4 separate regions of the Homo sapiens genome follow, and regions 2, 3 and 4 are each linked to region 1. The links are chromatin contacts, found by Hi-C or POLR2A ChIA-PET in ENCODE. All regions are on one chromosome and are shown on one strand. The core of a region is the stretch at or near the end of the contact, and the rest is flanking DNA. Distances in the headings are between cores, read along the strand shown.

Evidence for each region. Hi-C counts contacts between places; a loop is a spot of excess contacts on that map. ChIA-PET counts read pairs that join two places held with the same protein, here RNA polymerase II (POLR2A). Pooled maps may share reads with other maps.
Region 2: a pooled map shows a loop between it and region 1 (3-fold over the local background). The contact joins two enhancer-like sites. A Hi-C loop is called at or near these places in 5 of 50 pooled maps. POLR2A ChIA-PET finds 5 or more read pairs at or near these places in 3 of 52 experiments (AG04449, MCF 10A and PC-9).
Region 3: a map of B cell shows a loop between it and region 1 (8-fold over the local background). The contact joins two enhancer-like sites. A Hi-C loop is called at or near these places in 1 of 168 maps with a recorded cell type or tissue (B cell). POLR2A ChIA-PET finds 5 or more read pairs at or near these places in 2 of 52 experiments (WTC11 and activated CD8-positive, alpha-beta memory T cell).
Region 4: a pooled map shows a loop between it and region 1 (5-fold over the local background). The contact joins two enhancer-like sites. A Hi-C loop is called at or near these places in 6 of 50 pooled maps. POLR2A ChIA-PET finds 5 or more read pairs at or near these places in 2 of 52 experiments (GM12878 and Panc1).

The regions. Positions count from the first base shown.
Region 1 is chr3:187,776,131-187,779,441 of GRCh38, forward strand. No RefSeq gene overlaps it. Among named protein-coding and RNA genes, the nearest start is that of BCL6, 32 kb to the left of the region's middle. Within about 2 kb of position 1,686, at least 7 of the 41 ENCODE cell types and tissues checked have a DNase peak (open chromatin) inside an H3K27ac peak, as active enhancers do; they include PC-9, where a contact is called at or near this core.
Region 2 is chr3:188,168,345-188,171,655 of GRCh38, forward strand. The region is part of intron 1 of LPP (LIM domain containing preferred translocation partner in lipoma); the gene reads left to right. Among named protein-coding and RNA genes, the nearest start is that of FLJ42393, 8.5 kb to the right of the region's middle. Within about 2 kb of position 1,652, at least 8 of the 41 ENCODE cell types and tissues checked have a DNase peak (open chromatin) inside an H3K27ac peak, as active enhancers do; they include PC-9, where a contact is called at or near this core.
Region 3 is chr3:188,107,481-188,110,791 of GRCh38, forward strand. No RefSeq gene overlaps it. Among named protein-coding and RNA genes, the nearest start is that of LPP-AS2, 45 kb to the right of the region's middle. Within about 2 kb of position 1,656, at least 2 of the 41 ENCODE cell types and tissues checked have a DNase peak (open chromatin) inside an H3K27ac peak, as active enhancers do.
Region 4 is chr3:188,059,590-188,062,900 of GRCh38, forward strand. No RefSeq gene overlaps it. Among named protein-coding and RNA genes, the nearest start is that of LINC01991, 85 kb to the left of the region's middle. Within about 2 kb of position 1,735, at least 5 of the 41 ENCODE cell types and tissues checked have a DNase peak (open chromatin) inside an H3K27ac peak, as active enhancers do.

The DNA of each region.
Region 1 (3,311 bases), core at 436-2,935:
CGATAGCCAATGTAGCAGAGATAAGATTTAGAGGCCAGTCTTCTGGCCTCAAAATCTGTGCTGTTTTTCACCATGTCTACCATCTTCTCCAGATTTCTCAAACCCATTCTGTGTCCCATCCACCAACAAAGCCCACACATTTTATATGGCTGGTGCTGGTATGGAAAAAACTTGAGACTTTTTAAAAATTCCATGGCTATTAGTTTAATTATCTCATCAGTCAGTTAAGGAAGTATCTCCTTTATTTATTGGTGTGTTTCTCATATTTAATGCATGTTATTAATGTATTAAATTAATAATAGTAATGCAAATTAAAACTGTAGCATCTGGTGTTAAGCGGCAATGCTTGATATACAAACTTAAATAAATAAATAACATTCTGAAATATTTATTTACCAGTCATAATTTTAAAAATTGTTTATACTAAAACATGTTTATAGTAAAGACTATCTGCAAAATTGAAAATCAGAACTTGTGGGATTTTTTTGCAGTAATGCTAAGTCCAGCATTTGGTTATAAATTCTTTGCATACATTTTTTTCTTTAATGTATGCATTTTTAAAATATATATTTTGATGTTTTAAATAGAAAACATGGATTAAATAAATATTTGCCTTAATAAAGAAAGAGCTACTTTCCAGGTTAGAGTAATATTTATATACGAACAATAGATCATGGGTTCTAATAGTTCCAATGGTCCGAAAGTAAAAGAAAATGAAACATAAGATTTTAGCAGAATCCTTCCATTGCTGCTGTTAAAGTCTTGGGTGAAAGTCCATAAACATAAAACATAATGGTCTATGGGGAGTTCTACTGCAGAGGACAATTATGTGGCAGTTTAGAGAAGCCAGTCCTTGGGCTGATGAAAGAAGATCATCTTGTGAATAAAGTTGTTATGAGATGTAAGATGTATGATTTATACTCTTGTTTCATACCCAAGTGATATGTAAGCATCTTCTCTTCCTTCTAAAACTCACTGAGAATTCTTCAGTTCAAATATACAAACAATTAGAGTCAGCAATAGAAGCACAATAAAAATAGCTAACCTCCAGTGAATGCTTAGTACAAGCCAGGCACTGTTCTATACACTTACAGCTATTAACTCTCAGTCTTCATAATAAGTCGGTGCATAAGGAACTGTTATTATATCTACTTTTACAAATGCCCAAGTTTGTACAGCTGCTACATGAGGGAGTCTTTGTTCAGAGCGAGGCAGCGGCTCCAGGGCCTGGGGTCTTTTTAACACAGTGCTTCACTGCCTCTATCAAGTCCTGGTCAGTGGACAGGTCTTCCACTCCAGAGACAGTAGCCCAAGTAGCAAGAGTGAAGTCTGCTATGTGGTAAGTGTTTGAGGAGGATCTTTGTGGTTTCTGCCACCTCAATGCCACCATCTTCCTTACCAGAGAGAACTTCCTATTTTGATGGGTGAGTCATCTAGTTATTCTTCGTGATCTTCAGTTCAATTTCCTCTTTAAGGAGAAGCTTATTCATGCTCAGAATTAGACTTGTCTTACCGGTTACCTCTGAATATTCTGTTGATCATTCTCTGAGGTTGAATAATCTTTTCTCTGCCAACATCTACCCTTCCCTAAACTTGAAAAATACCAGTCAATGCTCATCTTCCTAAAATGTAAGCCCCCAAAAAACAGGACTCACGTCTGTTGAAAAATGACTCACCTCTGCGGCCTTCTTGTCTCAGCAGTCCCCTAGACATCTGCCCTAGTATAGATCCTTTCAGTCATTGAACTCAGCAAACATTCATTGTGCAGTCACTATGGAAAGAGGATGTGAGGTCCTGCACATGGAGTGAGAACATTCATACTAGAAGATTCACACTTTCTTCATTCATGTATTTATTCATTCACTCAATTAAGAAGCATTTATTAAGCACTTCCTGTGCCAAACACCTACAATAAATGGAGGCATGGATGTTAAGAATTAAGGATTTACACTGGAAATCCCTGGTTTCCAATTTGACTTCACCTAATACCTGTGAACTCTGGCAACTTTCTTAACCTCTCTGGGCCCCTGTTACTTCATTTCCAAAATGAAAACTACCAGTATCAACAGCCTTATTTAGCTGTGATGGTTAAAAGAGATCACACATGTTAAGTGTTTGATAAATGTCATCCATTAGGTAACGGGCATAATCCTTGTTCTCAAGGAAACAACAAACTCAGGAGAAGACAAATTATTAGAATGTGAAGTACAAATAAAAATGATAAGGGGCTGGGCACAGTAACTCACACCTGTAATCTCAACTTTGGGAGACTGAGGTGGGAGGATTGCTTGAGACCAAGAGTTCAAAACCAGCCTGAGAAACACAGTGAGACCCTATCTCTAAAATATATATATATATACACATATATATATATACATACATATATATATATATATATATATATATATTAGCCAGGTGTGATGGCACATGTCTATAGTCTCACCTGCTCAGGAGTCTGAGATGGGAGGATCACTTGAGACCAGGAGTTTGAGGCTGCAGTGAACCGTGATCATGCCACTGCACTCCAGCCTGGGTGACAGGGTGAGACCCTGTTTCTGAAATAGATAAATAAATGAATAAATAAATAAATAATTTTTTAGAATGATAAGTGGCGCTCAGATTAAGGTTGAGATGACTTACAACAGAGAAAATCAACGAAGACTTCCTTTTAGAAGGAGGCTGCATTTGAGCAGGTCTGCACACACAGACATGCAGAGGACAGGCATTCCAGGAGGTGGAGATGCCCCAACAAACAAGTGGAGGTATTAAAGAGTAAGTTCATGTTCTGAACTCCTGAGTCACTGGGTGATTAATTTGACAAAAGTATAGGAGACATAAAGGGGATAGGCTGTGCCAATCCTAGAGAAAAGAGTTGGAAATATCTTGGTGAGCACCATGAAAACTAGTTGAGCAATTTGGGTTCCATACAAAATGGGCCAGGCATGTAGCTGTACATTTATGTGCATTATTCACTAGTTTCTTTTTTGTTTTCAACTGTGGATGGGTGTGACATCTGTATTCTCACCTTTAGATTTTAAGTAATCTATTCCTTCATGTTTGGGGAATTTGATCACCTCCCAATGTGTTTAACCATCCATCATGTCACTTGAGCGATTAGTTGCCCTATGAAGAAGGCTCATGGTGGAGATGAGCCCATTTTACCAATGAAGAAACTCACATGGAGAGGTGGGATAACCCGTCTGTTCCAACAGCTGTTACTTGAATGGGTTGGGGTGGGAATTTCATGGCTCCTGATTCTAAGACCCTTTCTGATTTCTGAGGTGGAGGGATGCAAGCCCACTGCGACAGGG
Region 2 (3,311 bases), core at 402-2,901, 390 kb after region 1:
GTCCATAGCCTTTTAAACCATGGCGACATCCTGGAAATTTCAGTATTGTGATGTTAAAGAACATCTCTAAACTGTGTCTACGTTGAAAAATCAGAGTCCTGATTTTTGGTTTAGAAAACATGGTCACCTGGTTCTTCAGTTGTAAATATAATTCCTTCCTAGACCTCTCTAATGCTTAAGTCTAAATTCATTCTTAAATGAATAAACTTAATATTAAAATAAGATCAGGAAGTAAATCCCAAGCCAAGCATTTCAGACCAGTTGTGAACCTCTTTTGACATGTTTTTGGTAAATGAGAAGAACTGATGACATATTTCCCTATCAAATAAAATAGACAATTTAGATTTAATAAGGCAGTTATCTTCAGGTAATAAAAATTCAACTAACTTGCCATAACTATCTTGTTTAAAGTCAATTAAGAGCCTCATATTTCTCACTTGCTGGGTAAAATTTAATAGAACTTCAGTTAAGCATTTATTGCTTATTTAATTCAAAATTAAGTTAATCACCACAGTTGGTAACAACCACTGAGTATTTAATTAACATTCAGCAAACTATCTTATTAAGTCTAAATTAGATACAGACAAGTCTTGTTTATCCCCATCAGTTTGCAAACACCACCTCCCCCACCTCCCATCCCAAGGGGCCTTTGGTTTTCCTACAGTTTTCCTTTTTTGATTCATCATTTTTATTTTCTTCTACTTAAGACTTCACTTGGGTGAAAGAGGAGAAGAGGCAGCAGTCCATCATGTTATAGAAACTTTGGGCTCGTAGTATAACTGAGAAACTTTTTCAATCTTTTCTTTTTTCTTCAATCCTATTCTATTAACATTTCGTTTTTCAAAAGGTATTGAGCACATTCTCTGTGAGAGGCTTCTTTTAAACCCTAAGGAAGCTATAAAAGAGGTCATTCTGACATATTTGGTTTTATTTTCTCATCCTAGAAATGAGAGGATTGGGTTTAGTTTATCCGTGTAACACGTATTATTGGCTTGCAGTGTGTAAGGCACTTAGCTGAGTGTTTGGATACACCTTGATTCAGACAAGGCCCCTGCTCTTAAAGAGGACACAGACCAGTGTGAAAGCTGCAAAGTTCAGCTGTAGGAACATGAAGGTCCTTTAGAATGCTGTGATTCTGTAAGACAGTATTTCCCAAAGTGTTAAGGCTGTTTTATTAAGAAAAGGGTCCTGTAGCCAAGTAAGTTTGGAAAAGTCCAAGTTAAACAAAATTAAGGAAATTTCAGTATTGTGTATCTTTACCATGGGATTTTGAGACTTTAATAAACGAATGCGCATTCTGACCTCCCGGAAGGTTTGTTTCCCAAAGTTATTTGATCATAGAACCCCTGCACCCCACTACTACCCTTTGTACCAGAGCATTTCCTGGGTTCAGTGATGTAATATGCTTTGGGGAAAGCTGCTGTGGGCCGTGGACCCTGGCCACGAACCTCCCACAGCCCAGAAGGGGTACTCAGACATTCACCCTAGTAACTATGATACAGGGTCAGAATTCTACTTTGTCTGAAAGTTGTGCACATAGAGTGGGTGATTTTAGACATAGAGTCTTTTAACTGGAGTGGAGGGTATGTAACCAGGACAGCCTTTCCTCATGGAGGAGCGCTGGGTCTAGCGGGAGATAGACTGTGTAGGCAGAGAGGCCTGGAGGGTTGCCAGAGCATCATCGGGAACAGAATAACAGTGAAATTCTGACATGGCTGATTTGGTGGAGACTCCCTAACACATTGATATAATGTAGACCAATTTTTATTATAGCCTGAATATGGAGAGGTAAGAGGCAATGAATTTTTTGGCGCAGAACTTTCTGCCTTCGGCTTTGTTCCAACTGCGTGACTGCCCATCTGCAGAAGTGATTGTTGATTCACGTCTGTAAGACATTTTCATTCTCATGCTTTGTTTGGGGCAGAGCCTCTGCCTTGTGAATCACTCTTATGAGAGGGAGTCTCAGTTTCTTTTCTTTTCTTTTCTTTTTTTTTTTTTTTTTTTGAGAGGGAGTCTCGCTCTATTGCCCAGGCTGGAGTGCAGTGGTATGATTTCGGCTGACTGCAACCTCCGCCTCCCAGGCTCAAGCAATTCCACTGCCTCAGCCTCCTGAGTAGCTGGGATTACAGGTGTGTCCCACCATGCCCAGCTAATTTTTTTGTATTTTTAGTAGAGATGGGGTTTCACCACGTTGGCCAGGCTGGTCTCAAACTTCCAACCTTGTGATCTGCCCGCCTCGATCTCACAAAGTGCTGAGATTACAGGTGTGAGCCACCATGCCCAGCCGAGGGAGTCTCAGCTTCTTCATCAACAGCATCATTCTAGTCAGTCTAGTTTCCGTTTACCTTGTCATCTACCACTTCCTCCAACTTACCTTCCCCCCAGCTTCTCTTATTCTGGTGAATCACCTGTGTCTTCATTTTTCATTCTTATTCATCTGAATCATCTTCTTCATCTAAGGCAAGGTACCCTTTTATATCTTCCTGGAAAGACATCTACTTCATTTAAAATAATGCTACCAATTTCCTCCCCTCTGGTAGCAACCAGCAGATGGAACATGCTAGATGAGGTAGAGGATAATCTACAAATCTGGTCTGCCATATCATGGGAGATTTCACGTAACAGTGAATTCTTTCAGAGCCTCTCAGCAATACCTTCCTTGTTTTTCATATCTGTATCAAAAGGAACACTGGCAAACCTGGGTTGTATTTCTCATTCCATTTTGGGCTTGAATTTTTCTGAGTCTGAGTCTCAGTTTATCTGTGTATGAAACGTTAGGGTTACGCTATGTGTACTCTCAGGGCCTTTTAACTAGAAAATGTTGAATTTGAATGTTTACTAAGTCAACACAAGCTGCAGTCACCCTGGATTGCTTGATCCTCCATGTACTTTTGAGCCTGGCAGTATGAGGAAACTCCTGCAGTGAGCATAGTTCATGCCTACACAAAGTAGGCATTCCATGAATATTGGTTCTCTTCCATCCTGACTGCTTCTGGATTCATTTTCTTTTTATTGCCATTGCTTTTTAGTCACCCAAGCTTATCTCTTTCTTGTCTACACCCTCAATGCTGTAAATCTTCCTTTCTCATTCTCCATCTGGATAGCTTCCTCTCTCCTCACCTTTTTCCCTTCAGGCTATGCCTATGGATGCTGTCCACTCTGAAACCTCCCAAAGACAAATGATTGCAATGGAGGCACAGATTGCCGGGTGGTGGTCCTGGCCAGCTACAAATCTTTCCAAGAGATTAGCACCATTTCTTTATGGAATCATATTGTTGTTCCATGAGTGAGACCAAGTCTTATCCTCAAGG
Region 3 (3,311 bases), core at 406-2,905, 330 kb after region 1:
GCACTCCCCCACTCCTGCTGTAAGGTAGGTCACCTGCCCATCACCTACTCCACTTTCTGCTCCTCCTCAGAGCGGCAGGAAAGAAAGAGGTCGTGGCCCTCCTCAGCTAGTTCTAGCTAAAGAGATCAGAAACGCCTTTGGAAGCTGAGGGGCGGTGAAAAAAAAAAGGGCAAGCTCTTTTCTTTGGAAGGATCCTCAGAGGAAATGCAGCTTGACGTTTGACACGGGAGTGTGGAGCAGTAATAAAGAGATGAAAGGTGAAATGATCAGTCCGGTCTTCAACTACATGCTTCATCTCTAGATCCAGTTCCCTCCAGTGGCAACCCAACGCTGTCTTTTTCTCTCCCCCTCATTTCTCTTTTTTTCCCTGAAACACATCTTAGAAAGAGAAAGACTTTCTAATGAGGCAAGACAAGCAGGACATTAGCCCCTAGCACCAATTTTAGCACAGGCAGTTGAAAGCATCCTAGTTAGTCAGTGAATGCTACCTGCAGGGCCCATCTGCTTGCCTTTTGAAATGTTTGGCCCTTGCTTTGAAACTTTTTAAAAATATAACCAAGTATTCTCTTTATCAAAAGGACTCTCTCTGGCAGAGGTAAGGGATTGAACTGTCTAAATATTCCAAAGCCAAGCTTGCTCTAGGCAAAGGAAGGCAACATTTCTTTCTTTCTTTCTTTTAATTATACTTTAAGTTCTAAAGTACATATGCACAACGTGCTGGTTTGTTACATAGGTGTACATGTGCCATGTTGGTTTGCTGCACCCATTAACTTGTCATTTACATTCGGTATTTCTCTTAATGCTATCCCTCCCCCTGCCCCCTACCCCACGACAGGCCCCCGTGTGTTTCCTGCCCTGTGTCCCAGTGTTCTCATTTTTCAGTTCCCACCTATGAGTGAGAACATGTGGTGTTTGGTTTTCTGTCCTTGTGATAGTTTGCTCAGAATGATGGTTTCCATCTTCATCCATGTCCCTGCAAAGGACATGAACTCATCCTTTTTTATGGCTGCACAGTATTCCATGGTGTATATGTGCCACATTTTCTTAATCTAGTCTATCATTGGTGGACATTTGGTTTGGTTACAAGTTTTTGCTATTGTGAATAGTGCCACAGTGAACATACGTGTGCATGTGTCTTTATAGTAGCACGATTTATAATCCTTTGGGTATATACCCAGGAATGGGATCACTGGGTCAAATGGTATTTCTAGTTCTAGATCCTTGAGGAATTGCCACACTGTCTTCCACTATGGTTGAACTAGTTTATACTCCCACCAAGAGTGTAAAAGCATTCCTATTTCTCCACATCCTCCTCAGCATCTGTTGTTTCCTGACTTTTTAATGATCACCATGCTAACTGGTGTGAGATGGTGTCTCATTGTGGTTTGATTTGCATTTCTCTGCACCACTGATGATGAGCATTTTTTCATGTGTCTGTCGGCTGCATAAATGTCTTCTTTTGAGAAGTGTCTGTCACATCCTTTGCCCACTTTTTGATGAGGTTGTTTGTTTTTTTCTTGTAAATTTGTTTAAGTTCTTTGTAGATTCTGGATATTAGCCCACTGTCAGATGGGTAGATTGCAAAAATTTTCTCCCATTCTGTAGGTTGCTTGTTCATTCAGGACATAGGCGCAGGCAAGGACTTCATGACTAAAACACCAAAAGGAAGGCAACATTTTTTACATTTACAAGATGTCATCCTGCATAGCATTGACTTCATTCATTGTTTACTTCCTGAATTCATGATGTGGTCAAAGTTAGCGGGGCATGAGTAGTGTGGCAGGATGGGTAGAGAAACAGATAAATTAGGTAAGGTCCAGTCCTTTAAGAGTTTAGTCTAGATGGCAGAGAGGCACCCACATTCAAATAACTTTAATGAAAGATAGAAAGTGAATACCGTAGCCCTCATCAGGGGTCAGGCTGAAGAGGTGGGGGTAAAAAAGCATTACTATTGGAATCATTTTAGCAGGTTTTCAAGATATTCTGAATTCCCCTTATGAGCTTTGTTTGGACACAAAACTCATGATTATACTGGTCACAGACACTATGTCCTAGTCATACAACTGTGACCAAAAAAGACATGGTCAATGTCATTATGGAACTTACACAGGACTTGATGGAAGTAGACCATAGCCAAACAATTAGGCAACTAAATATACAGTTACAAGTAGAAAAATAAAATTTTGGGCCGGGAGTGTTGGCTCATGCCTGTAATCCCAGCACTTTGGGAGGCCAAGGCGGGCGGATCACCTGAGGTCAGGAGCTCAAGACAGGCCTGGCCAACATGGTGAAACTCTGTCTCCACTAAAAATACAAAAATTAGCCGGGCATGATGGCATACACCTGTAGTCTCAGCTACTGGGGAGGCTGAGGCAGGAGAATTGCTCGAACCTAGGAAGCGGAGGTTGCAGTGAGCTGAGATGGCACCACTGCACTCCAGACTGGGTGAAAGAGCAAGACTCTTTCTCAAAAAAAAAAATAAAAAGATTTTGGAGAGTCTAAGAGGAAGAGGAAGAATTGTTTCCAGCTTAGGTGTGGTGGGAAGGTATCAAAGAAGATTTTATGGATAAAGAACCATTCATGCTCAATGTTGAAAGTTGCATATGATTTGGATATTGAGTGGCAGTAGGGGAAGGGGATTCCCTTTGAAGGGCACAGCGTGAACAAGGGCAACAAAGCAGGAAAGGGCAGGAGACACACTCTGCTGTGAAGTCATGGCAGAGCCACTGAACTTTTCTGGGCAGTGGAATTATTAGCTACATATTTTAAAAAGATTTGTTTAGCAGCATTACAGGAAGGAAGGAGGGAGGAACAGAGATAAGGAAGGTGGACCTTTGGGCAGCTACCAAAATATAAAATGGAAGAAGAGCAGTCAGTGGCAGAGGGGATGGCAAGAAGGAAGTGGACAGAAGAGGCATTGCTGGTTTATAATCCTGAGAATTTGGCAATAACTAGATGGCAGGGGGCAGAGTAAAGGGATGGGTGAGAGAGGGGAGAATAAAAGATAATTCCAATGTGTCTACCCTGGGAATATAGAAATAGAGATCTTCATGATAGTGGGGATGGGACAGGGGCTGGATTTATAGAGAAATTTCATTTGGAAATCCCAGCGTATTTACCCAGATACTAAGAATGAGGGCGTTCACCTTATAGTCACCCCTTCTCGTTTTCTATCTCTTCTTCTCCCATCCCTACCCTCTATGCTTAGCACTCTGTAGTAGTAGATTATAAATTACCACAATTTGGCCAGGCGCGGTGGCTCATGCCTGTAATCCCAGCACTTTGGGAGGCCGAGGCTGGTGGATCATGAG
Region 4 (3,311 bases), core at 485-2,984, 280 kb after region 1:
TTGTGTGTAAGTACTCCACCATGACCGAATTCAAGGATGCTTTTACAACTGGCTTGTAGCATTTCTGGAATCTTAGCAATTAGCTCTTGCAAGCCGATACAGCAGACTCAGCACACCAAGCCTATTTAATCCAGAATATGGGAGTATAAAAATTGTGTTACTTTCCTCTCACCCTGAAGTCAATGAAGAAGAAGACATATAAAACATAAGCTTTGCCTATCTTCAGGAGAATTTTGGTCTAGATCAGGAGACAAAGCTAAAACCTTTGCAATAATCAGAAGGCCTTTTGAGAAGAATCAGTGATCTATCCAACATCTCTACTCGAGGGCCCAATAAGAATATGAAACTTACTACATCCAAAACAGGTTTCTTGGATTTTCTCTCAAAGCTGTACTGTATTTCCCCAATCTTTTTATCTTAATAAACAACCCTTCCCCCAGTTCTCAAGCTTAAAGATAAAGAATTATCTTTCATTCCTTCCTATTTCTTAACCCCCTATCCAGTTACCCCCTATCACCAGAAACAAGTCTTGTGAGTCCACCCCCAAAATTAATTGTGCACATCTCTGCACCCCACTGCAACAACCCTAGTCTAAAATAGTCCCATTAAAGCTCCTCTAGAACATTTTTTCTGCTTTCTTTCTCATTTCCTTACAATCACTTTTCCAAAAAGCAGCCAAAAGGATCTTTCAAGAATATAAATCAGATTTTACTCCCCTGCTCTTTGCCATCCAATGGCTTCCCACTAAACTCAGCAGAAAATACCAATTCCACACCATGGCCTCAAAGCCCTCTCTGATATGATCCCTGCCCTCCTTTCTGCCTTTGTCTGCACCTGCACCTCGCTACCCCTTTTCTACCCCTCTCAAGTTCTCTAGGCTCTCCCAGTTCTTCCCCGTCACTCAGTCTCCACCAGTTACTCTTTCTCTCCACCCTAAGCAGTTGCCCTGGCTGGCTCCTTCTCATTCTTCAGATGCCAGCTTAAATGTCACCTCCTCACAGAAACCTCCTCTGCCCACCAATCTAAAGTAGCTCTCCATTCCCAACCAGTAATTCCCCATTCCATCAGCCAACCAACATATACACTGTTTACCTTTACACACAGAGAGAAAATGTAAATTCCATGAGGGTAGGAGATTTCTATGCCTTGATTTTGCTGTATGTGTTATGCCTAGCCCAATGTTTAACACACAGTAGGCATTAACTAAATATTTGTTAAATAAATAAATTAATGAATACACAAATGAGTGGGTGATAAAGGTAGGGTAAAGAGATTGATGTTTCAAAGTTCCCTTCTGGCCTTAACATTTTAGGACCCTGTGGTTTCAAGAGCATAATTTTGTACTTACTGATGTGGGCTCAGCTCTTAAAGTAGAGTGGAATTTAGAGGGGAAGGAGATGAATGAAGTTGCCAGGATCCAGCAGCAGGCTGGGGAGACTCCCTGGAAGAAGTGGTAGATACACTGGGCTTTTCAGCCTTCAATATTACTTAACAAAAGGCATTTGTCATCTTACAAAAAGGTTTACCCTAATCTCCATTTCAGTTGCCAACTACTCTTCTACATTTAAAATGTGATCATGTTTATAAAAACTTGATGGGCACACTTTTCAGGAACATCTAGTTTCTAAGCTGCACTGTCCTTACATGCCCTTGGGCATAGGTGTATGCTGATTAGCAGGTTTAATTTGACACAGATAAAGAACACGAAGAATTTGCCCAGAGGCCCATTGACCCCCCCTGCTGGCTCCATATCTGAAGGAAGGATCTGTTCCATACCTCAGAGAAGACCCACTTAGGACAGGAAGTGAGTCATCTATGTTCCACAGAGGACCTATCACAGGTTGGACTATACTAAATGTGAAACAGATTAAACTGGAACAAAATCATGACATATTTGTTCCCTCCCACAGTGTGAGACGTTTCATAACCTCTTGATACTTTACCCTGATAACTTTGAGAGCTGGAGAGGTCTTCAAAAATCACTTGTATGTCTCTCTCTTGTTCTGTAGATGGGGAAACTGAGGCCAGAAAGGCTGGTGCCTTATCCAAGTTCACACAGCAGGGGTAGCAGGAGATCCCTGTCCTGAAGCCCAGACAAATATTCCATAGAAGCATACATATACAAGCTGATTTTTAAGAGAAAACCTATTGTGTCCTTTTGTTTAATCGTCATAAATAACTTGATGATCTATTTGTTTAATTTTTTTTTTTTAAAAGACAGAGTTTTTCTCTTTTTACCCCAGGCTGGAGTGCAATGGCACAATCTCAGCTCACTGCAACCTCTGACTCTTGGGTTCAAGCAATTATCCTGCCACAGCCTCCTGTGTTGCCAGGATTACAGGCGCGTGCCACCACGCAGGGCTAATTTTTGTATTTTTAGTAGACACGGGGTTTCACCATCTTGGCCAGGCTGGTCTTGAACTCCTGACCTCGTGATCCACCCGCCTTGGCGTCCCAAAGTGCTAGGACTACAGGTGTGAGTCACTGCACCTGGTCTATTTGTTTACTTTTTAATCATTGAAAAATAAAGTTTTAGCAAGTAATCTCTAGTGATACTGAGGTTTTAGGACAACTTGAAGGAATCGGCTTAAAATGTTAGAAGCTGTCACATAATAAAATAGTAAGACAACCCAGACCAACTTATAAGAAGAGGTAAATGTTATTTTAACTATCAGGAAAGAGTTATATCATTTTCAAAACAACCAGAAGAACTATTTTTTCTCATTTTAATGTCTATAGTTAGGATTCAGAGACGATCACTTGTGATTTTCAGCAACTTAAAGTTTGTATGAGATGGGAAAGCCATAGAGGGAAGCATGCCAATCTTTTAAACTGTTACACATGAAGCGTTAGAGACTGGAGTGCAGCTATTAACTTAAAAAAGGAAAGAAAGTGGTTTATGCTAGCTTTTTCAACTGTCAAATGATCAGTTGGAATTTAGAGAGTAACAGTGTTTCAAGACAGAGATACATTTAAACATCATGGTGCTTGACAGGCAAACAGGAATCATTTGCCCAATTCCTTTAGAACTAGTCTTAAAAAAAAAATGCAACAAGGCCTCTCAAATTGCAGGAGAACTAAAAAACGAACCTCACTCCCTGATTTACCCTTCCGGATCTGTATTCTCCAGAGTCACCAGCTCCTGCAGGTCTCTGGGGCCAGAGAGAGCGAGCGCTGAGCCTGGAGTGAAAGCCCTTCTGCAGGGTCAACTATGAAGCACCTTTGGAAACTTAGGCCAGTTGTCCTCAAACTTGGGGTGTCTGGGAATCACCTCAGGGGGTACTTACTACAATATAGATTTCTGGGCCCAT